Regions from separate parts of the Mus musculus genome. Here region 1 is linked to region 2. The links are chromatin loops, found by intact Hi-C in ENCODE. Cell type or tissue: left cerebral cortex. All regions are shown on one strand. Each heading gives the region's core, and the rest is flanking DNA. Links, peaks and the distances in the headings are about the cores only. Region 1 overlaps Serinc5 (serine incorporator 5). Region 2 overlaps Serinc5 (serine incorporator 5).

Region 1 (10,270 bases), core at 1,416-9,415, 61 kb after region 2:
CATATGTGCGCCTGACTTTGGTCAAGACCTGCATAGAGATGAAAACATGGTGACTTGGCTGGGCACCCTTCTTCTAATTGTGTGCATCTCATATTCATGGTAAGTCCTAGGAGTTACTGATGCTCAGCTTACAGGTTTTAGAATGAAAGGAACAGAGTTATTTACGTTTCAGTCCCTGTCCGTAGGAGAAAACTAGCCAGAGGCGCAGTGTTGCTGCACAGCCTCCTATGAGAAACTCCTGTGCTCATTACTCCACTACAGGGGCAAACTGAATACATGCATGTTTTGTTAAAAGGCAGTTTTGAAGACGAGTTGCTATGGCATCGTTGAAGAGTAAGGGAGCATATAGTGAGAATGATGAAAATGTACCACATGCCAGAGGGTTCTGGCAAAACTCTAATCCAAGGGGATAGCGTTTGTTTTGTTATCGGTGGAGAGAAAACCTGGGTGTTCTGTGTATGGTCCAGTTACGCCAGGAAATGTTCCTTCTCCGTTGTGCTGAAACCTGCAAAGCTAGGAAGTAGGTAGGCAACATTGCCCAGGTCTGTGGGATATGTGTAACGGAAGCCCGTTGTTTCACCGGCCTGTGCCAGAGGAGACTCCACTTTAAAAGCACTTCAAAGATCCCTGGAGGGAAAAGTCGGTGATGGGTGGTTCTGGGAAGATATTTTCCGGTACTGAAGCTTCATTTGGACAGGAGCCTTTTCAGAGCTGTTTTACTTCAGTGTGTTGTATGTTTTGTTTCTCTGTGTAAGAAATTCAACTTGTCATGGGCATGCTATGATTTTCCTCTTGCTGAAACTAAACAATCATGGTGGTGACAGACTGTGTAAACACAGAGTGGAAGAGCACTGACAGGCTCTCTAACAGTCCTGCTGAGAGGAAGGGCCAGCCAGTAAGGGCCTCCACACTGCAAAGGGCTTACTCAGAACCATGACCTAGCCAGGAAATGCTTGCTCCTGTGCTGTGTGGCTAAAGTACTGGTTCTCTAACGAGGATCCTCAGTCTGCCTGTGCCACCTGACAGTCTTTCCCTTAGGTCAGAAGGGACCTTGGTGGTTGTCCCTTCTGACACTTAATTCTTCACTTGTCTACTTAGTACCTGCTATACTGAAACAGAGACAGTTGAGGGGAGATGTCTGAATCAGTAAAGGGCTTGCCGTGTAAGTTCAAAGACCTAAAGTCGGATCTCCATGCCCATGATAAGAGCTGAGTTTTGTCACCCACACCACTAACCCTAGTGCTGGGGATGTCCACAGGTGCAGTACAACTTGATGACCAGCCAGTCTAGCCAGTAAGCTTCAGGTTCAGTGAGGGACCCTGTCTCAGGAGAGTAAGGCAGAAAGAGATTGAGGAAGATACCCAGTATGTGCTGGCCTCTCCATGCTCACACATGTATGTGTGCACGTACACACAGGCATATACACAATTAAAAAGAAAAAGAAACAGTGAGGGGCATTCAAGTCCATGGCCATTTCCAGTGATCCCCAGCCTCATGCAGCCACTTTCCCCTGCTAGCTAGTTGATTGTCAGCTTGAAACAAGCCAGGGTAATCTGAAAAAACAAACAAACAAACAAAAAACAGAATTTGGAGAAAAATGACACCATTGGATTGGCCTGTGATCCAGCCTTAGTTGCATTTTCTTGATTAATGATTGATGTATGAGGACCCAGTGCACTTGTGGCCGGTGCCATCCCTGGGCAGGTAGTTGAAGTAGAAGGCAGGCTGAGCAAGCCATGAGGAGCCAGCCGGTAAGCAGTGCTCTTCCATGGCAAGTGGTGCTCCTGCATGGCAAGCAGTGCTCCTCCATGGCAAGTGGTGCTCCTGCATGGTCTCAGCTCCAGTTCTTGTCACAAGAAATCTGTCCAAGGAATCTGACACCCTCTTCTGGACTCTAGGACACTGCACACACATGCTAAACAGACATGCATGCAAGCAAAACTCTCATGAACATAAAGTTAAAAAAATAAAAATCTCAAGAATATTGGTCAATCAAGAGCGAAGTAGGTTATAAAGATCATTCCTTTAAAAACATTCAAATACACTTGTGTTTATAAAAATTCCCAGGAGGGGGGATTGGCGAGGTGGCTTAGTGGTTAGAGCACTTGATGCTTTGCAGAGGATCCTGGGTCAGTTCCCAACTCCCACATGACAGCTCACAGCCATTTGTATATAACTCCAGTCCTACTGCTTTCTCTGTGGCCACAAGACATACACGTGGTACACAGATATAATACATAAACACTCATACACATAAAATAAATCTTTTAAAAAGAAGCAAACAAGCCCAGAAACCCCCAGGAGGAGACAGCCAGAGTTGTGGTAGTAGTGGCATTAGAGAGAAGTGACAGGGTTTAGATTTGCTGCGGCCATCAGTGGGAAAGAGCAGAATCCTACTGGGTACACAGCGTACATTGACAGTAGTGGGAGTGTCTCACAGTGTGGACTATTTACCCATTCAGATTTTTTCCTGCTTCTTAGAGTTGCAAAGACTCACTTTTACAGCTAGGCATATGGGTGCATGCCTGTAATCCCAGCTAATATGGGAGGCTGAGGCAGGAGGATTACAAGTGTGATGCTAGCCTCAGCAATTTAAAAAAACTCTAGTTTTATTTAAGTCACTTTTAGGACTGGGAGTGTGGCTCAGTGGCAGAGTGATGCACACAGGTGTATGCACACACACACACACAATAAGAGGAACTCAAGTCAAAGGCCATTTCCAGTGAGCCCATAAAGTCACCATGACTTAGCACAGCCTTTGTGAGGATCTGGGTTTAAAATACCCAACCCACCCAAGAAAGAAATCACTTTTAATTTTGTGCTTAGCTTAGTGGAAATGAATTTGCCTATCATTCTGTATGTATAAACCCTAGGTCTAATCCATGGTGTTATAAAAACAAAACAACAAAAACCAAGCATAAAACAGAAAGATCACATTTTCAAGAGATAGTCTGAGAATTGCAGCATCACAGTGGAGATTGTTAGTTTGATATTCCCCAAAGACATTAATTTTCAAAGCTGACAGCTGCTATTTAGAAATCTGTCTAAATGCCAACAGCAGACGTTTTCTGAATGCTGGTAATTAAACTGCAGAAGTGTAATGGCCAGTGGAATGCTGGGACAAAGCAGCAGCCTGCACAGAGTATAACCTGCTGCTCGTTTATGCTTCTGTAGCACATAGGCTTGAACGCACTCTCAGGAGTTGGCTGAGCATCACGTGGGGGTCTGGAGATTGATGCTTACTGTAATCACCCCTTGCAGCACCAGGAGGAGTCAGCTTGGAGAATGTTATAAACAAACGGTTTGGCATCTTTGAAGAAAGGACCTGCTGCTAAGGGAAGGCCCCAGTAACATGAAGGGGTTTTCAGCTATTTCCAGAGTTTACATAAAAGGAGCATGGGAGGCTGGGGAATGTTCTCAAGTGAGGCCACACTGTCTGCGTAGAAGCTGTTATTTGAATGATTGTAGGAATGCTTAATTTCTTGGTGGAAACTGTACTGACTAGAACACCAGATTATAGGAGAATAAATTACCAGTGTTCCATGTAAAACCCAGGATTGTCTGCGGTGACATTTTGTAATGTCATTTTGTAATAAAAAGCTTGGCTCCCGTGGCTCTTCTCAGTTCCCTGGAGGATCCTTGTCTCCCAAATACTTCCTTGGGTGCCATGACTGCCCTGGGTCCTCAGGCGCTTCCTGAGAGTACACTTCCTCTGTGCTGAATTCTCTCTCTGGCCTCGCTTTCTGGCAATGCTCTCTCTAGAACCCCTGTGATGGAACATCCCAGGACCCCAAGAGAGCTCACCTGCCAAAGTTCCCTAAGAGCTGGCTCTATTGATCCAGCTGAAACCTGTGACAAAGTCCAGCTCCCAAAGGCCTCTAACTCCTTCCTTGGACTCGAGGTTGGAGCACTATTTTATTTCCAGCTGAACCTGTCAGACTGGACAGGACCCTGGAGGCCTTGTGAAGAATGGAGTATGTTCCTACAACTCTGTACCTCAGCTTCAGGAACCTCGGGCTGAGCCACCTTTGTTAGCCATGTGGAGAGATGACATTTACATAGTGACTGGTTTATTATCATTAGAACAAAACACCTGATCAAAAAGTCTTAAGGGAGAAGAAATTTATTTCGGCTCATGATTTCCCAGAGAGTCCCAGATTGCTTTCTATTACTGTGATAAAGACCATGGCTATACCGACTAGACTCAGGTAGTCATTTGGAAAGAGGGAGCCTAAATTAAGAGACTGCCCTCATCAGACTAGACTGTGGATAAGCCAGTGGTGCGTTTTCTGTATAGATGATGACATGAGAACTTATTGTGGGCAGGGTTACCCCTGGGCAGTGGTCCTAGGGACTATAAGAGCAAGCCCTGAAGAACAAGGTAATGAGGAGTGCCCTCTACACACGCTCTTGCCTCACACTCTTGTTTGAGTGTCTCCTGCCCGACTTCCCTCAGAGATAACAGTGATCTGAAAGCTGAAATAAGCCTTTCTCCTCCAAGTTGCTTTTGAAGTGTGTTTATCACAGCGATGGAAATGTCAACTAAGACAGTGACCACATAAGTGGAGAAAGGGGTTTCTTTCACCTTACAGCTTGCAACCTGTCAAAAGAGGAGGGCAGGGCAGGAACACACGGAAGGAACCTAGAGGCAGGAGCTGAAGAAGAGACCATTGAAGAGTGCTGTTGACTGGCTTGCTGTTCATGGCTTGCTCAGCCTGCTTTCTTGTACTACCCAGAGCCACCTGCCCAGGGCTAGCACCACCCACAATGGGTTGGGTCCTCCTACTTTTACCAATTTAAGCTTTGCGCGCTAATGGTCTTTCCAGCCCAAAGTTCCTAATATTTTGCAACCCTTCCCAGATCAGGTCTGTCACAGCAATAGCCAAGTCTTTGGTGCCAATTTCTGTTCTAGTTGCTTTCTATTGTGACAGTGATCACCCCAAAGATGCTAGGGTGCTAACTAAGCTGGGTGACCTGCATAATTAGATTATTAGGAAACATTTGTTTTATAAAGTATTCCTTGGCTATTTTCATTTAGTTATGCTTAAGAGAAAAGAAATAACCTTTAGTATTTAAGCCACCTAGGAAAATACCCATTGAATATAAAATGGGAAAGCTAAGAATCTATATTAAATGCTGAGCAACTTCCTAGTTCAAAATAGGACGCTCACAGCAGTACAGCGTGCCATGTGGAACAAGGGGGTATGCTGTGCTGGTAAGGACGGTTGGCTTAAGCTGAGAACCAACGGCATCCTGAGGAGCAGTGTTCTCTCTGCACAGTCTGGGCCTGCTGCTCTTCTCTAAGGAGAAAGGAATGGCGGTCATTTGCTTTTTTATTTTAGAAATCCTGCCACTGCCTCAGCAGCTAGCCAGAACTCTCCATGTCTATACATCAGGAACGTGGGCTGGCCTCCTCTGGCTCCCACAGAATTCTGGTCTTCTTTGAATCACTAATCACACAGCTCTGTGGGAACATGGTTGCCTTTTGTCACACAAAAGGCATGGGGTGTGTCCCGGGCCTGCCCTGTCCATTTTCTAGTATGAATTGAAAGGTCTGTGATCTCCAAAAGCAAATTGGGCATTTTCTTGGAATTTTCTGGGACCCGTGGGACTTCGGCTCACTCCACAGTGAACTAAAGCAGGTGCTCAGGTGGCGTTTGCGCTGTGCACGATCTGACGATCTGACAATACTGCAGAGGTTGGGTATTGCAAGGGTTTCTAGAGAGAGGGGAAGGCAGGCAGTGTTTTGGTGAATATGTAAATAATTACAAGGAACATCTGTGTCACATTGCAATGTGATGCAGCTGTTTTCTGAATGGTGACAGATTGCACCACTTGGGGCTGTTGTCCCTCTCCTCAGCCTTGCTTCACCACAGATTATAGTGACTGACATCTGTAATCCCATCACTCAGGAGGTTGAGGCAGGAAGATGGCCACAAGTTTAAGGCTAGTATGGACTACATAGTGAGTTTCAGACCAGCAAGGGCGGCATAGTAAGACTGTGCCTAGAATGAATGGATGAATGTGTCTGGGAGCTGACTTTATGGGTAAACTAGTTAATATGCAAGCGCAAAGACCTAAGTTCAAAGTCCTAGAACTCAGTAAAATCGGACACATCTCGTGCCTGTAATCCCAGTCCTCTACAGTGAGACGGGTGAGGGAGAGAGATGGGGAGCCCCTGGTAGCTCAACAGGAGACCTGGAAAATGGGAGACCCTGTCTCAACCAAAGTGCAGGCAAGGACTTATGCCGCCTCTCCCTTCACATGCACTCAGTGTTACACACATACATGCATATTACAGAGACACACACAGAGGGAGAGAGACAGAGACAGAGATGGGGGGCACTTTAAGAGTTTACAGAACCATGTTTTTGTTAATAATTCTCATGAGTTTTATGGGGATAGTCCTTTTACTGTGGTTGCCTCTACTCTGCATAAGGACAAGACTGTCCCTACGGATGAAGTGAATGTAAATAGTGTTAGACAGAAAACGAAATCCTCCCCCATTTTAGTGCCATCTGGTGCAAAGAATGAGGTGTCAAAGGTGCTTGAATCAGAAGGTTTGTCTTCCCAAAACTTTATTCCAAAGAATTTATGGAGTAGTGATGGAAGTGCTTTTAAAGAGTTTTCCTCAATTTCCAGCCGAAAACTTCAGATACTAAAATTAAAATTTTGTCTTTCCCCAAGGAAACTTCCTACTGTACTATAGTATAACTGGCATGCAGAAGTCTTGAGTGCATAACCAGATGAGAGTGTTCTTCCGAATATGGCCAGTGGGAAGTTTTTGTCCTTCCCTTACCAGTCGGGATGGAGTAGAAGAATTGTGGATTGGGGTCTGGATCCCAGAGGACCTCTTTTTCTATTGCTCCCCATAGCCCATTGATACCTTTTCTCCTTGGGCAGGAGACTGAGGGGACAGACAAGGCCCTGCTGCTTCCTGGTTGAGGCTGACTTGATGGACATGAATCTTAATCTCTGCCTGTGCACTAGGAGCCTAACCGCATGAGCAGTCACCCCTGTGTCCTGTGTCCTCGTAAACTTGCTTCTTTGTGAGCTACATTTTCACAGACGAGGCCCTGAGGCTCAGAACAGGGGCTGCCACACGCAGCACACTTGGCCTTTAGGGATTATCTGCAAAATGCATGTATAAAGTTAGGCTAAGTGTTGAATATATGTTTGTTTAAAGTGCTTCCATGTTTTTATATATGGGAGAAATGAGCACTTTTACCATTGTCAGTCAATGTTACAGATTGTTTTGCCTCTCTAGATATGGAGGAAAGATAGGGAAAGATTTTGAAACAGGGTGCTGTGTAGGCCAGGCTGGTCTCACATTCATTATGTAGTCGAGGATGGCCTTGAATGTCTGATCTTCATACCTCTTCCTCTCGGGTTGTGATTACAGGTCTTTATAACCACACACAGTTTATGGGGTGCTGGGAACTGAACCCATAGCTTCGGGCATACTATGCAGTCACTCTACTAGCCGAGGGACATTGCCTGGACTTAACAAAACAAATAACTTTTGATCTCTAAGTGAGACTGGAGAGTGGGGTGGTGATAAGGTAAAGGTAGAACATGAGGAGCAGCAAGAAGCCTTGTTGAGAAAAGACTGACAATATCTGCAAACTTGTGTCTGGATAAAATGATCTAGAGCAGTGTGCTTACAAAGATAGTTGTGGAATCCACCATCAAGCTTGCTGTCAAATGGAATATCACAGTAGCTTGTGTTCATCCTTCAGTGCCTGCTGTGAGGGGACTGGCTCCAGGATCCTACACCCCTACCCTATGCCATCCTACCCTGCCACCGACACCACGTCAAGTGCTTACATATCGAATGGTAGAGGCAGAATTCTACATAAGCTCTACGTACATCCTCCAGATGTGCTAAATTGTCTCTAGATGGTGTGTTTGATATAGTGCAAATACAGTATAAATAACATAAGACATCATTACTTAGGAAGTAAGAGCAAGGGAGAAAAACAGACGCACCCCTGCCCACCTAGACACCGTTATGCAAGGTTAAATAAATCCACAGATGGAGACACTTCCATCAAGTGTCAACGGGCAGGGCGGGAGAGGGGCGCCCAGAGCTGAGGGCATGGGGAGCCTTACAGGCCGCTTTCCCTCCACTCAGATGACAGCTTCTCCCTGTGCTCTTGCACTCTGTTCTCTCCTAGTTTGACATCGACAACAAGGTCGAGCTCGGATGCTCTGCAGAGTCGATACGGAGCGCCAGAGCTGGAAGTAAGTGCGCGTCCTTCCTTCTCTTCCGGCTTCTGCTCAGGGCCCTGTTCTCAGGAGAGCCTTTTGTGCATTTGGTTTTTGTTTTTGTTTTTGTTTTTGTTGTTGTTGTTGTTGTTTTTTTTTAATTAAAAGTAAGTTTTTCATATAGAATATTCCAATCATGGTGTCTCCTCCCTTCTCTCTTCCCGCCCCCCACACCCTTTATCCACCCAATCCAACTCCATGCTTCTCTCTCTCTCTCTCTCTCACACACACACACAGACACACAGACACACACACAGACACACAGACACACACACACACACACACACACACACACACCCACCAGGCCAATTAAAACAAAAATCCAAAGCAAACACAGGAAAGAGAAAACACACAAGCAACACTTAGACACTTGTGGAGATGTCCGTGGTGCCCGTATGTATACTAAGCCTATACAAACACAGACTCAGAAAGGCTAACACGTGAGCCGTGCTGAATAAGGCAGGAAATGCTCAGATGAGGCGGCTACACAAACCCCATTGAGCTTGTTTTGTGTTGGTCATCTTTGCCTGGGTGTGGGCCTGGGCAGGAGATAAGTATAAGTCTGGCTTGTATACCCAGTGAGAAGACTAATTTTCCTTTGCAGTGTATTGATTTTTTTTTTTTTTTTTGGCACTCATAGTTCTGTTTTTCTGTCTAAGAAAGAATAAGATTTTTGTATACAAAAAGAACTATTGTCCTATGTGTTAAAATGAGAGAACTCTCAATTTTTCGTCAACAGTGTTGCCACTGGCTTGGCACTCTGCACCCACCCCGAGTCTAAAGCTCGGGGAACCATGTTCAGCCACCCCTTGTTTAGTCTCTTTGGCTGTAATGGCGTAGGTTTTCTGTCAGTTCTAAACCACACACCTGCTTGACGCCCGTCTGCATTCCCCACGTGCAGCGTAGCTGTGGGGTTATGTATCAGCGCTCTGGAGGAAGACACAGGCAAGGAAGAGAGCCGAGCACGTTCTGCACACACTGCACATACAGCGGGAACGCTGACACCTCAGTTATGGGTCAGTTCCAGCACACACTTGTCATTCAGTGAGGAACTGTAAGCGTATAGATCACGCCATTCACCTCCATGTCAAGGTCTGAGGGAGTGTTTAGCTCACTGTCAAAACATTTCCTGTTTTCCCTTTCCTGTGTAGAAGTCTTTTTTTTTTCTGGAGCTCTTGGTGAAACATGAACCATAGTCAGAAAACTCAACCATACAGGACAGTTAAGATGAGACTTGGCAGCCAGGGTGGCGGTGGCACACGCCTTTAATTCTAGCACTTAGGAGGCAGAGGCAGGAAAACCTCTCTGTGAGCTCAAGGCTGCCCAGAACCTGGGGCTGCAGTGACTGCTCAGTCATTTAGCACTTACAGGTGCTGACTGTCTAAAGCCGTGTAGTTTCACATCGTCCTCACAAAAGCAGTGTTCCTTGCATTTCACAGAGGGAAGAGCATTCCCATTTCCCAGGATGGGCCCTTGGGTACGTGTTCTTGACTGCGCATTGCCTGGGAGCACCACTGCTGTCCCAGCCCCTCCTGTCCCAGTCCCTGCAGCTGACTTTGCTGGCGTCTGGCCACTGGATCCATTCAAATAGCATTTACTGGACGGACAAGCCCTGGTGTCTTTCCAGATATGGATGGGCACTTGGCTCTGCAGCTGGCCATTTGGGATGCCTTTCCAGTGCCTAGCCTAGAGATAGTGCACCATTATGAAGGCCTGTTATCCTGCCAGCCTCAGAATGCAGAGGAGGAAACTGTGCTGGCTTGAATAGGTTACTGCTGTCTGTTACAGAGGAGCATGCTCTGCAGAAGCCTTCTTTGTGCCTTTGTTCCTACCATTGACTGGGTGGCCACCTGCTGGGGGTGTGAGCATTATGGTTTCAATGTCTCCTTTGTGTACAGCCTTCAAGCTCAAACAGCAGCAAGTCCCCAGGTTAGATTTAAGAGAGAAAGTTGTTCTCCTTTGAGGGAGAAGCCGCCCACTGTTTGCTTCTAAGCAAGTGGGT
Region 2 (10,270 bases), core at 898-8,897:
AAAACAAATGCACACAGTAAGTCAGTTTCTTTGACTGCAGTTTATGGAGTAGTCCTGTTTAGACCATTGGGCCTGCCTGCCTGCCCCAGGACCTCCTACAGCAGAGGCCACAACGGGAAGTGGATATTTGTTACCATCCACATATTCACTGTCAAGTTTCTAATGAGGAGTCTGGGAAATGCAACAGAATTTGACAGATTTTTCAGCATTGGGAAATACAATTGGCCATGGAGGGGCACGTGGGAGCTGGAATGTAGAGGTCACAAGCTAGGAGCATACACGGATAGGATGTAAGGGCACAGTTGCATGTGGGGGAGAAGGCACTGCAGGAGGCAGGTACTGAGGGGTGAAGATAGGGAGGTGGGAAGAGCCGAGTATTACCCTGTCTGAGAGCAAAGCCTGCTGATTTTTCTCCTGTCTTCTGAATATTTGCCCTCCTCTAGGATCTGGGGAGATGGATCTGTAGTAAAGAGCACTCACTCTTCCGAAAATCCTGAGCTTGGTTCCCTGCACTGCATCAGCTGCCTTATGGCTGCCTGTAACTCCAGCTCCGGGGAGATCTGTGGCCTCTTGTGCCTGCACACAAAGACAAGTGCCCCACCCATCTTTTTTTCATTAAAGGAAAGAATCTCTTCTATTAGTTTATGGTTCTAAATGTGAGGTTGCTTTATGTATGTGTATCATGTGTGCATGTGTGTGTGTAATTTGTAGGACAACCTGCTAGCTTTGTTTTTCTTCTTCCTCTGTGTGGATTCCAAGGATTGAACAGAGATGGCCCATGCAAGAGATCAGTATAATGAGCTTTAGGTTGTTGGTCAGAGGCCAGGGTCTAGCTGATTGAAGCCTGGTCTCTTAAATTGGTCCTAAATGTAGATTTAAAAATTGCTTTCTTTAGGTTTTGGTTTTATTCCTGCAAGCAGCTTTAGTAAGATCGTTAGGAGGAGCCAGGCAGCTACTTCCCAGGCAGCTAGAACACAAGTGCTAATTTTTCACATCCCCAGACTCCTTCATATTAACCTTGTTTCACTGCTTGTATCTGGCTGACTGTGAGCACTGTCACCAGTAGACCAGGTTCAGCCACTCCCCCGGAAACAAAAACGGCAAAAGAAATTAATGCTGGTGGAGGAAAGCAATCTACTGAGAGAGCCACAGTAGATTGGGAAGGATGCTGGGATCCAGCCACTACCTTTCTGCCTTTGAGAAGCTAATAAAGAGCTCTAGGGTCCTGTGAGGAGGAGGCAGAAGAGCCCAGGGGCAGCAGGCATAGTCAAGCCCTCTTGCTCTGATTGTAGTCGCTTGGTTATGAGTTCAGTACAGACTACCCCAGTGCTGGCTGCTGTCACCAGTAAACTCAGTTCCCATTGCTGGAGGCTGATCTGGGTTCAATTGCGAGACCCCGCCTCAATGAATAGCATGAAAGATGACCATGGCAGATAACTGACGTCAGCTTCCATCCATCCTCCACACACACACACACACACACACACACACACACACACACACTGCCACACAGGCACACACTGTCACACATGCACACACACTGCCAAACATGCACACACTCCACACACACAACCTTTAGCATATATTTAGTAGTATTAACTTAATAAAATAAACATCTATTTCACTGTTTTCTTTTAGACAGTGTATTATAAAGTGTCATAAGTAGTATCTCTTACTCTAGGCTTAGAGCCCCATGCTGTGCACTCATACAAGGAATGCAGAACCCAGCAAGACAAGCCACAGCCTCATGGGGCAAAATCCACATGGGGCACACTTATCACCTTCTCACTAGCACATTTTTTAAAAAAAGAAAGCTTGAGGTTGAAGAGATGGCTCAGCAGTTGAAAGCATTGTCTGCTTTTTCACAGGACCTGGTTTCAATTCTGAGGACCCACATGGTGGCTCACAGTCATGTGTGACCTTGGTCCCAGCAGGTCTGACACCCTCTTTTAGTGTCTGTGTGCACCAAGCATGCAAGTGGTAAACAGCTATACGTGCAGGAAGAAGTATATCTATACACACAAAATAATTATTTTTAAAAAGGAACCTGGTGAAAATAGTGTTAACCATTTTACAAATCAAAAGTTGCTCAGAATACCTAAGACTATGGTAAATTTGTCACTTCACTTTGGAAAAAGACGTTGTGTGCTTGTAGAAGTAGGTGGTGGAAGTTACAGCCTTGGGTTGCTGTGGAGTTGGGGGTGGAGGGTGGGAGGGGCACCTGCCATTGGATGGAGGCTGGTACCCAGGTCTGCTCTGGTGTGATTCAGCACCATTTGAATTGTGTACATCTTGACTATGATTGTACAGCTGATGTCTGGCATCTCACAGAGAAAACTGCGCTTCCTGTTGAGTTCTAATAATCCCTAACACATAAAGCCTGGTGGAACGTGGCAAACTTTCAAAGTAAGTGTAGAATGAAGAGCCTAGAGGCTCTGGACTTGCAGGCTTTCTTCTTCTGTTGAGATGTGAGGTCTGGACTAGGCAGGGAGCCCTGGACATCCAGCTTTTTAGGGATGTTCTCAGGTCACACTTCTGTTCAGCTGTGAGGTCTGGGGTTGCTCCAGAAGGCTCCTGTGGAGCTACTTCAGAAAGTTGGTGCTGGAAGGATCTGGCCCTCTGACCCGTCTGTGTGCTGCTTTCTTTTACTGTCCTAAGCAAACAGCTCCAGAGGGCGGATCCTCCAGTCTGGGGTCAGCTTTTCTTTATTGCCAGTGACCTCTGGCTCAATCCTTCTTCCTGCTAGCTGCCCAGGACTGAAAAACTTAGCTGTGTCCTGTAGAAGGACACAGTCATTACCATATAATAGTCATAAGGGGGGTGGTGTGCTCTTGTCAGTGTAAAAATACAGCTTTCCTCTTAAAGAGAACAAGAGAGAGTTTATTCTGGACTCATTCTGAGTGACCATGGCCTGGGATGTAGGTTACCCTATGGGGTGGTTTGAATGAGAATGACCCCCATAGATTCATGTGTTTGAATGTTAGGTCACCAGTTAGTGGAGCTGTTTGGGAAGGACCTAGTTGGAAGAGGTATGACCTTATTAAAGGAGGCATGTCACTGGGGTGGGCTTTGAGATTTCAAATGTCCACGTCAGTGCAGTCTTTCCCTCCCTGCTTGCAGCATGAGCATCCTGTAAGCTTTCAATTACTACTTCAGGGCCAGGCTAGTTAGTCTGCCTGCCATCAGGTTCCCTACCATGATCAAGGACTAACCCTCTGAAAGTGTAAGCAAGCCCCCAATTAGATACCTTCTTTAGAAGGAACCGTGCTCATAGTATCTCTTCTTAGCAATGGAAGAGTAACACAGACACTACAAGTTCCTTATTGCGTCATGGGAGCAGTTTCATAGTTTTACAGAAAAAAGTCATAAATTAAGACGGTGGTTACAGCAAGATGGAGGGAGCTTTTCTTTAGACCTCAGATGTTATCTGATGACATTTTTAGCTTTTGGGGTGTGGACGTTGGTGCTCTGCTAAATTAATATATTTAAAAGGTTTTTATCTGTTAATCACCAGATGTTAGTTCAGATTGGACACAGAGGTGGACGAGCAGTGGCTGTTGGGAGCTAAAATTACCCAAGATGAAGTAATCAGGCCTCTGGACCTGTGGATTTCCAGCCTCTCTACATCATTGCAGTTGTAAACAGTCTTTGTAAACCCAGCTTCTTTCCAGGAGTTTTCCTTCATAGTCTCCGACTCTTACGTCACAACAACCCCCCATTTGGCTGTTAGTCCTGCTGTCTGAGCAGTTTCAGTGTCCACCAGATCCACAGACAAAGTCAGGACACACCAAAGGAGGATTGTGCTCTGGGCTGAGAGGCTACTCTCAGGAGCCCATTAGTGCTCAGGTCCTGGTGGGAGTGCTACCTGAGCCTCCAGGTGCTGAGTTCTGACTGTTCATGGAGACAGTCTGGGAGGCCACAAGGTCTTCTGGAGCCAGAAAGATGTGGACCCTTCCCCAGTAACTAAGGCTCTCAGCAGGGCCTCCTTGAAGGGCAGTATTGCTGGGTGGGCAGCTTGCTCCCCTCCTGCAATGCACCAGTGTCCAGCATAAAGTGCACAGTATATCTTGAGAATCAGTGGCTGGGTATCGGGCTTTTTTCAAAGCAACCCAGCAAAGCTCGTGGCCACAGATTTTAAACATGATTGTGGGTTAAATCTTGACTTGACTTTTTTTTTTCATGCTGTATTTTTCTGTAATAAATGTGGCTTACGCTTTTTGTCTTTAAACTGCCCTAAAGTGCCTTTTAAACTCGTAAGAAGTTGCTTATTTTGTTATTGTTCCATAAACTTCTACCCTGTATGTGGATCACAAGATTTAACAGAAAACAGTCTTTAAAAATACTTCCGTACCCTGAGATGTACTTTGGGAAAGTTGCAGGTTGCTGAGTAAGAGAAATTAGGCCACTTCAGCAGCGTTGGGTAACCAATGAGGAGCTTTATGCAAATCATTTTACCCAACAGCGGCTTCTGGCTGGAGGCTTTGAAAAGCATGAGGCAGTAAATTATTTCCTTATGGTGATGGGGGTGGAGGCTGGGTAAGGGCTGCTGCTCATGGACGTTTCTTGCAAGCAAGTGATTCAAAGGACCGGTCTCAAACCATGCTTACCGCGGGGGTGATGTGGCAGACAGTGAGCTCTTGAGAGGCACATGGCTGCTCCCCAGTCCTTCTGTGTGGCTCTAGCATGTCCCCAAGGGGAAAAACTCCTGCTTTTCCTCTGTTCTTCCAATCCCTTGCCTTTTCTTTTTCTTTTTCTTAGTCTTTGGGAGAATGAAAATTAGTAACTTGCATACAAAATCTAGGCCTCCTCATGAAAAATTATCTATTTTTAAGGTAGATGCTGTTGTTCAGTCCTGTAATCCCAGTACTCGAGAGGCAGAGTCAGAAAGAGCAGGATTTCTACAAATTCACACAGTTTGGTTATACTCAGTGAGTTCTAGCTAGCCAGGGCTGTATAGCCAGGTGTCCCAGTAAACCCCAAGGCAACAGAAGCCAACAACAGCACACCACAGAGCGCCCACACGAAGGTTGAAAGACCAAGGTCCTAACTGGTTTCAAGAGCAGTCCTACATATACAGCATATACATATACATATACGTCCGCCTCCCCCTTGAGATATGTAACATGTAATATCTGTATATAATACATAACACGATGTATTGTAGATAGTCTGATAGATACTGATAAGAGACATTAAAGAAAAGCCACGAGGTCACTTTATGAACTGAGATACCAGAGAGGTGCTTCATCAGCTAGGGCCTGGCTGGGGCAGGGGTGTTGGCTTTTTGGCTGGGGCGGATCTGCCTGCCTTTCTTCCTTCCCAAAACAATTTTATGTGTATAAATGTTTTGCCTGTATGTGCACCAGGTACATGTCCTGAAGATCAAAAGAAAGTTTTTGGATCCTCTGAAACTGGCGTTGTGAGCCCCCAGGTAGATTCTGGGAATTGAACCTAGATCCTCTACAAGAGCCACGAGAGCTTTAAACCTTGGAGCCACCTCTCCGTTCTGTGCAGTTCTTTCTTAGGAAGGCGGTGCATGCCTCGCTGCTGTTTAGAATGCTTGTTCACTATTCTGTGTGGACCACTGTCTCACCTTTTCTCCGGGACTGGGGGATATAGTGGTTGGTACTGCTCAGGTAAAGGAGACAGGCCTTTGGGTTTATTGATCTCTTCTTACAGCTCAGATCTGTAGAACAGTCTTGCCCTACTTCTAGTATATAAAAGCTATAAAATTAAAGGACAAAAATAAGCAAGGTGGATTCTAACCTTGACTTGCTTATGTCATGTCTTAGAGGCAGCTTGCTAAACCTGAAGGACATTATGTTCAATAAAACAAGCCAGTTACAGAAGGACAAATATCGTATGACTCCATTCAGACAAAGTACCTGAAGTTGTTAAAACACAAAACAAGAGAAAGAGGGGTTCTAAAGGTTATGTATGGGGCAGGAAGCAAAAGGAGGAGCCTGTGTTGAGTAAGAAGAGTTTGGGGCTACGTGTGTGTCCTAAAGACCACGTGAATGTCCTTAATGCTGATGAACTGTAAGCAGACATATGGCTAAGGTGGTACACTCAGTGTTTTCACATATAAAAATGAGGTGAATTTGGGGGTGCAGAGAGGAAGGGATGGGCAAGTACAATGTTAAGTGAGGTCCTTGTCCTCCTTTGCGAGAAAGGAGTTGAAGAACAGACCACTGTGAGCCCATGTGTACCTGGTTGTCATATGTTCATTTTCAGTATGTGTTTGTGCACGCTGGAACATTTCTGAGAGGTGTTTGGCAGCAGTGGTCACTGCAGAGGATCGGTAGAGGAAGTCGGAGGGTAGGCAGTCATGTCTGGACATTAGGTTGTCATTTGACAGTTTTCTATGCTGTCTAGGTTCATCTTGCTATTTAAAATTTTCAAATCTTGTTTCGGCAAAGCTACATGGGTAAAATTTGGCATCTTGTATCATTGCATTTCTCAAGATTGCTTTGATTTTGAAACTGATATTGAAATCCCTGTCCTTGGAGAGTCAGAGAGTATAGGAGGAGGTGGTGCATGAAGCGTTTAGAAAGTGGGGGTGACCATAACAGAGCTAACCCACTTTTGTTCAGAACAGAAACGCAGATGTCTGGCTGCACATCTGGTACAACTATGTCCTGGTACTTATTTTTATCTGCATGCCCACAATTTACATATGTAAATGGAGGTTTTTTTTTTCTTCTGAAGTTCTGAGGTGTAACTAGAACTACAGAAAAGGAGTATACCGCCCACAGCAGTGGGTGTTAGGATGATAACTCAGCTGTCAGAGCTCCTTGTCTGGATTCCAGCTGGGCTGTGGGTTGTTAGCAAGTATCACTCCCAGGGCTGTTTTGGTGCAGGACGAAAAAACAGACTTGGGAGCTGCAGCGCCAAGACTCAGCCATTTCAACGTGTGCTCTTAAGGAAACTGAATGTTGAGAGACCCGTAAAGCACATAAAACACTTTATGTAAACTTTATAAAGCACTTTACAGCAGGCTTATGATTTCAGGAGCATGAAGCACTTTCAGCCCCCGAAGTGTTAGGAATTTGCCTTTGGGGGCACTTTGTTCTGCTTAAACTAACAGGTGCTCAGAAACACTCCTTATTCTTAAAGTGGGATTGGACAAATGCCCAACTTCCACTTCTCTCTTGAGCAGAAGATCCAACCAAATAGCTTAAGAAGCTTTTGTTATTGTATTGGTGGTGGTGGTGGAAGTGTGTGCGTGCATGTGTGAATCCTGTGTGTGGTGTGCACATGCTAAGGTGCACGTGTGCAGGTTGGAGAACAACATCTGACATTCAGGTCCAGGCCCATTGCTCGCAGTGGCTTTCCTTTCTTCAGCGTGTTGACAAGGTTAACCTGCTGCCAGTGATCAGCTTTTTTACCTTGAAAAAAATAGTATTGCTGTTGCTGTTTTTGTTGGTTTGTTTGTTTGTTTTGAGACAAAGTCCTACAATGTAGCCTTAGAACTTGCTATGGCGTTAGCCTCGAAGTCACAGAGATCTGTCTGCCTTCTCAAGTGCTAAGCTTAAAGTCATGTGCCACCATGCTACATTTTTTTATTATTATTTTTAATGCTGTGTGTGTCTGTCTGTCTGTCTGTCTATCTGTCTGTCTCTCTCTCTCTGTGTGTGTGTGTGTGTGTGTCTGTATTTGCATGTAGTAGTTGGTTTTTTGTCAACTGGTCACAAACCTAGACATCTAGGACAGAGAATCTTGACCTTCAGATTGGCCATTTTCTCATTTTCTTGATTAATGATGGGGGGGGGGAGCTCACTGTGGGCAGTGGTCCTGGAGTGACCTACATAAGCCATGAGATTAAGTCAGTAAGCGTGCAGCTTACACTGCTTTAGTTCCTACCTCCAGGCTTCTGCCTTGAGTTTCTGCCCTGACTCTTTAATGATGGAGTGAGTGTAACCAGAGAGAGCTGTTTACAGCTTCCCCAAGTTGCTTTTGGTGATGGTGTTTGATCCCAGCCACAGAAAACCAACTAGGATATTGCATGTGGCTTTGTGTACATGCAGGTTTCCAGGAAGGCCAGAGATGTAAGATCTCCCAGAGCTTGAGTTGTTACAGGTGCTTGGGTACCTCTGACATAGGGACCTAACGTGGGTGCTCTGCAGGAGCAGTAAGCACTCGTAAGTGCTGGTCTTTCTGAGACGGTTGACTCACCTGAGTTAAATGTTCATGGAACTTTGGCTGTAACTGGCACAGGCCTGCATAGGTTCTGATGGAGACCTGAGATGTGGTTCTGTTTACACACAACCACAGCATATCCTGTGGCAGTTGGGATGGGGCATTCTGTCTGTCAGTAAGATTGCCCTGAGACAGACATTTGAAGCACAAATCCCACGCCATAAGGATCATCTTCAGGCACTAGTAACTTTACTGGAAAGTAAATTTTGATTGGGTTTTAAAAAAATAAAGGCAGCTGAGGAAGGCGAGTGTCCGCGTGCTGCTGCGCTCTGCTGGCCTCGTGTGCATGCACTCACTGCCTGCAAGATCTCCTTGACCATGGATTTTTGGGGCAGGTGGAAGAGCGTCAAAACAGTGTATTCTAGGTATCCTAGAGATCTGGTGAGGGAAAACTGACTTGTGGAGCCAGATGGACCTTGGGGTCAGAGATCAGGATTTTAGTCATTCCTAAAGTGATTTCTGTCGACCTGTCAGTGACTCAGGTTCTGAAAGTGGTAATTGTGATTCGGTATAGAGTTCCTATTAAGATTTAGTGAAAGTCCTTTAGCAGGTACGGTGGGGTGGGGTGGGGGTGGGGTGACGTGGGCTTGATAATGGGCGAATGAATGATCAAGAATGGAGGGCACTTTCACCCACACACATGTATGTATGTATGTATGTTTGTATGTATGTATGAATATAGTAAATGCTAGGTAGAGAGTTTCTGTAGTTTAGATCTTCACCTGTTTCTGGCCATGTTGACAGCCGTACTTTGAACTCATTCTGGCTGCTTGAAGGTTTCAGGAATTCCCTGTGTGAAGGTTGATTTTGGTTTACTTCACCAGAGCATCGACTCTGCGAGTCTCATTCTCAGGGTGTTACTCTATGCAAAGCATGTTGCTGGTACTGTGTCCAGTGAGAAAGCTAGAGATAAGAATTAGATATGACCTTAGCAATCTGATTATCTGTTCTCCCAAATCCCAAGTGTATTTGTTTACAAAAAAGTGCTGTGTTCTTTCTGCTTGCCATCTGCCCATATATAATTGGGAGCAGGTGGTGAAGGCTTAAGGAAAATTTATGGATTAAGAAATAAAAAGTTAAGCCCTCTTTCTCTGTCTCTTTCTGTCTCTGTCTCTGTGTGTGTGTGTGTGTGTGTCTGTGTCTGAGTCTGTGTGTCTGTATGTCTGTCTGTTTCTCTCTCTTCCTCTCTCTCTCTCTCTCTCTCTCTCTCTCTGTGTGTGTGTGTGTGTGTGTTGAAGTGTAAGGTCTGTTACTATTCAGGTGTGGTGAGGTCAGCAGACCAGAGAACTACATTGCAAAGATACTTGTTACAGTCAGAGAGGAAAGGGATAAGGAGCATTGCTCAGCTACATGGGGAACCACAGACACAGGCTGGACTTGGCCCTTTGTTGTGGCTTCCTTGAGAAAGACCCAGGCCAGAGTGTGTGTGGGATGAGGTGGGCAGGGTAATCTCAGAGTAATCTCTGGGTGGTTAGTGTGGCTCAGAACCTAGGGAGTGTAAGAGGGAGTGTAAGAGGGAGTGTAAGAGGGAGTGTAAGAGGGAGTGTAAGAGGGAGTGTAAGAGGGAGTGTAAGAGGGAGTGTAAGAGGGAGTGTAAGAGGGAGTGTAAGAGGGAGTGTAAGAGGGAGGAGTGTAAGAGGGAGTGTAAGAGGGAGTGTAAGAGGGAGTGTAAGAGGGAGTGTAAGAGGGAGGAGTGTAAGAGGGAGTGTAAGAGGGAGTGTAAGAGGGAGTGTAAGAGGGAGGAGTGTAAGAGGGAGTGTAAGAGGGAGTGTAAGAGGGAGTGTAAGAGGGAGGAGTGTAAGAGGGAGTGTAAGAGGGAGTGTAAGAGGGAGTGTAAGAGGGAGGAGTGTAAGAGGGAGTGTAAGAGGGAGTGTAAGAGGGAGTGTAAGAGGGAGTGTAAGAGGGAGTGTAAGAGGGAGTGTAAGAGGGAGTGTAAGAGGGAGTGTAAGAGGGAGTGTAAGAGGGAGTGAGTGTAAGAGGGAGTGTAAGAGGGAGTGTAAGAGGGAGTGTAAGAGGGAGTGAGTGTAAGAGGGAGTGTAAGAGGGAGTGTAAGAGGGAGTGTAAGAGGGAG

Evidence for each region. Peaks named below come from ENCODE experiments on the same cell type or tissue, not always from the same donor. Only the 100,000 strongest peaks of a DNase experiment are listed, where the experiment ranks them.
Region 1: a loop joins it to region 2, with 3 times the contacts of the local background. A loop is called at or near these places in 2 of 42 quality-filtered maps.

Annotation. Positions count from the first base shown.
Region 1 is chr13:92,693,500-92,703,769 of GRCm38, forward strand. Serinc5 (serine incorporator 5) reads left to right here. Exons shown (of 12, transcript NM_172588.2): 8 at 1-99; 9 at 8,178-8,244. It overlaps Gm41018 (a long non-coding RNA gene), which reads right to left. Exons shown (of 4, transcript XR_003950693.1): 4 at 8,928-10,270. Among named protein-coding and RNA genes, the nearest start is that of Gm41018, 8.5 kb to the right of the region's middle. In left cerebral cortex, for the core only: no CTCF peak of the experiment used is centred there; DNase peaks (open chromatin) are centred at 3,163 and 5,398; H3K27ac peaks cover 803 bases.
Region 2 is chr13:92,632,564-92,642,833 of GRCm38, forward strand. The region is part of intron 1 of Serinc5 (serine incorporator 5); the gene reads left to right. Among named protein-coding and RNA genes, the nearest start is that of Serinc5, 27 kb to the left of the region's middle. In left cerebral cortex, for the core only: no CTCF peak of the experiment used is centred there; DNase peaks (open chromatin) are centred at 991, 4,522, 6,219 and 6,758; H3K27ac peaks cover 2,822 bases.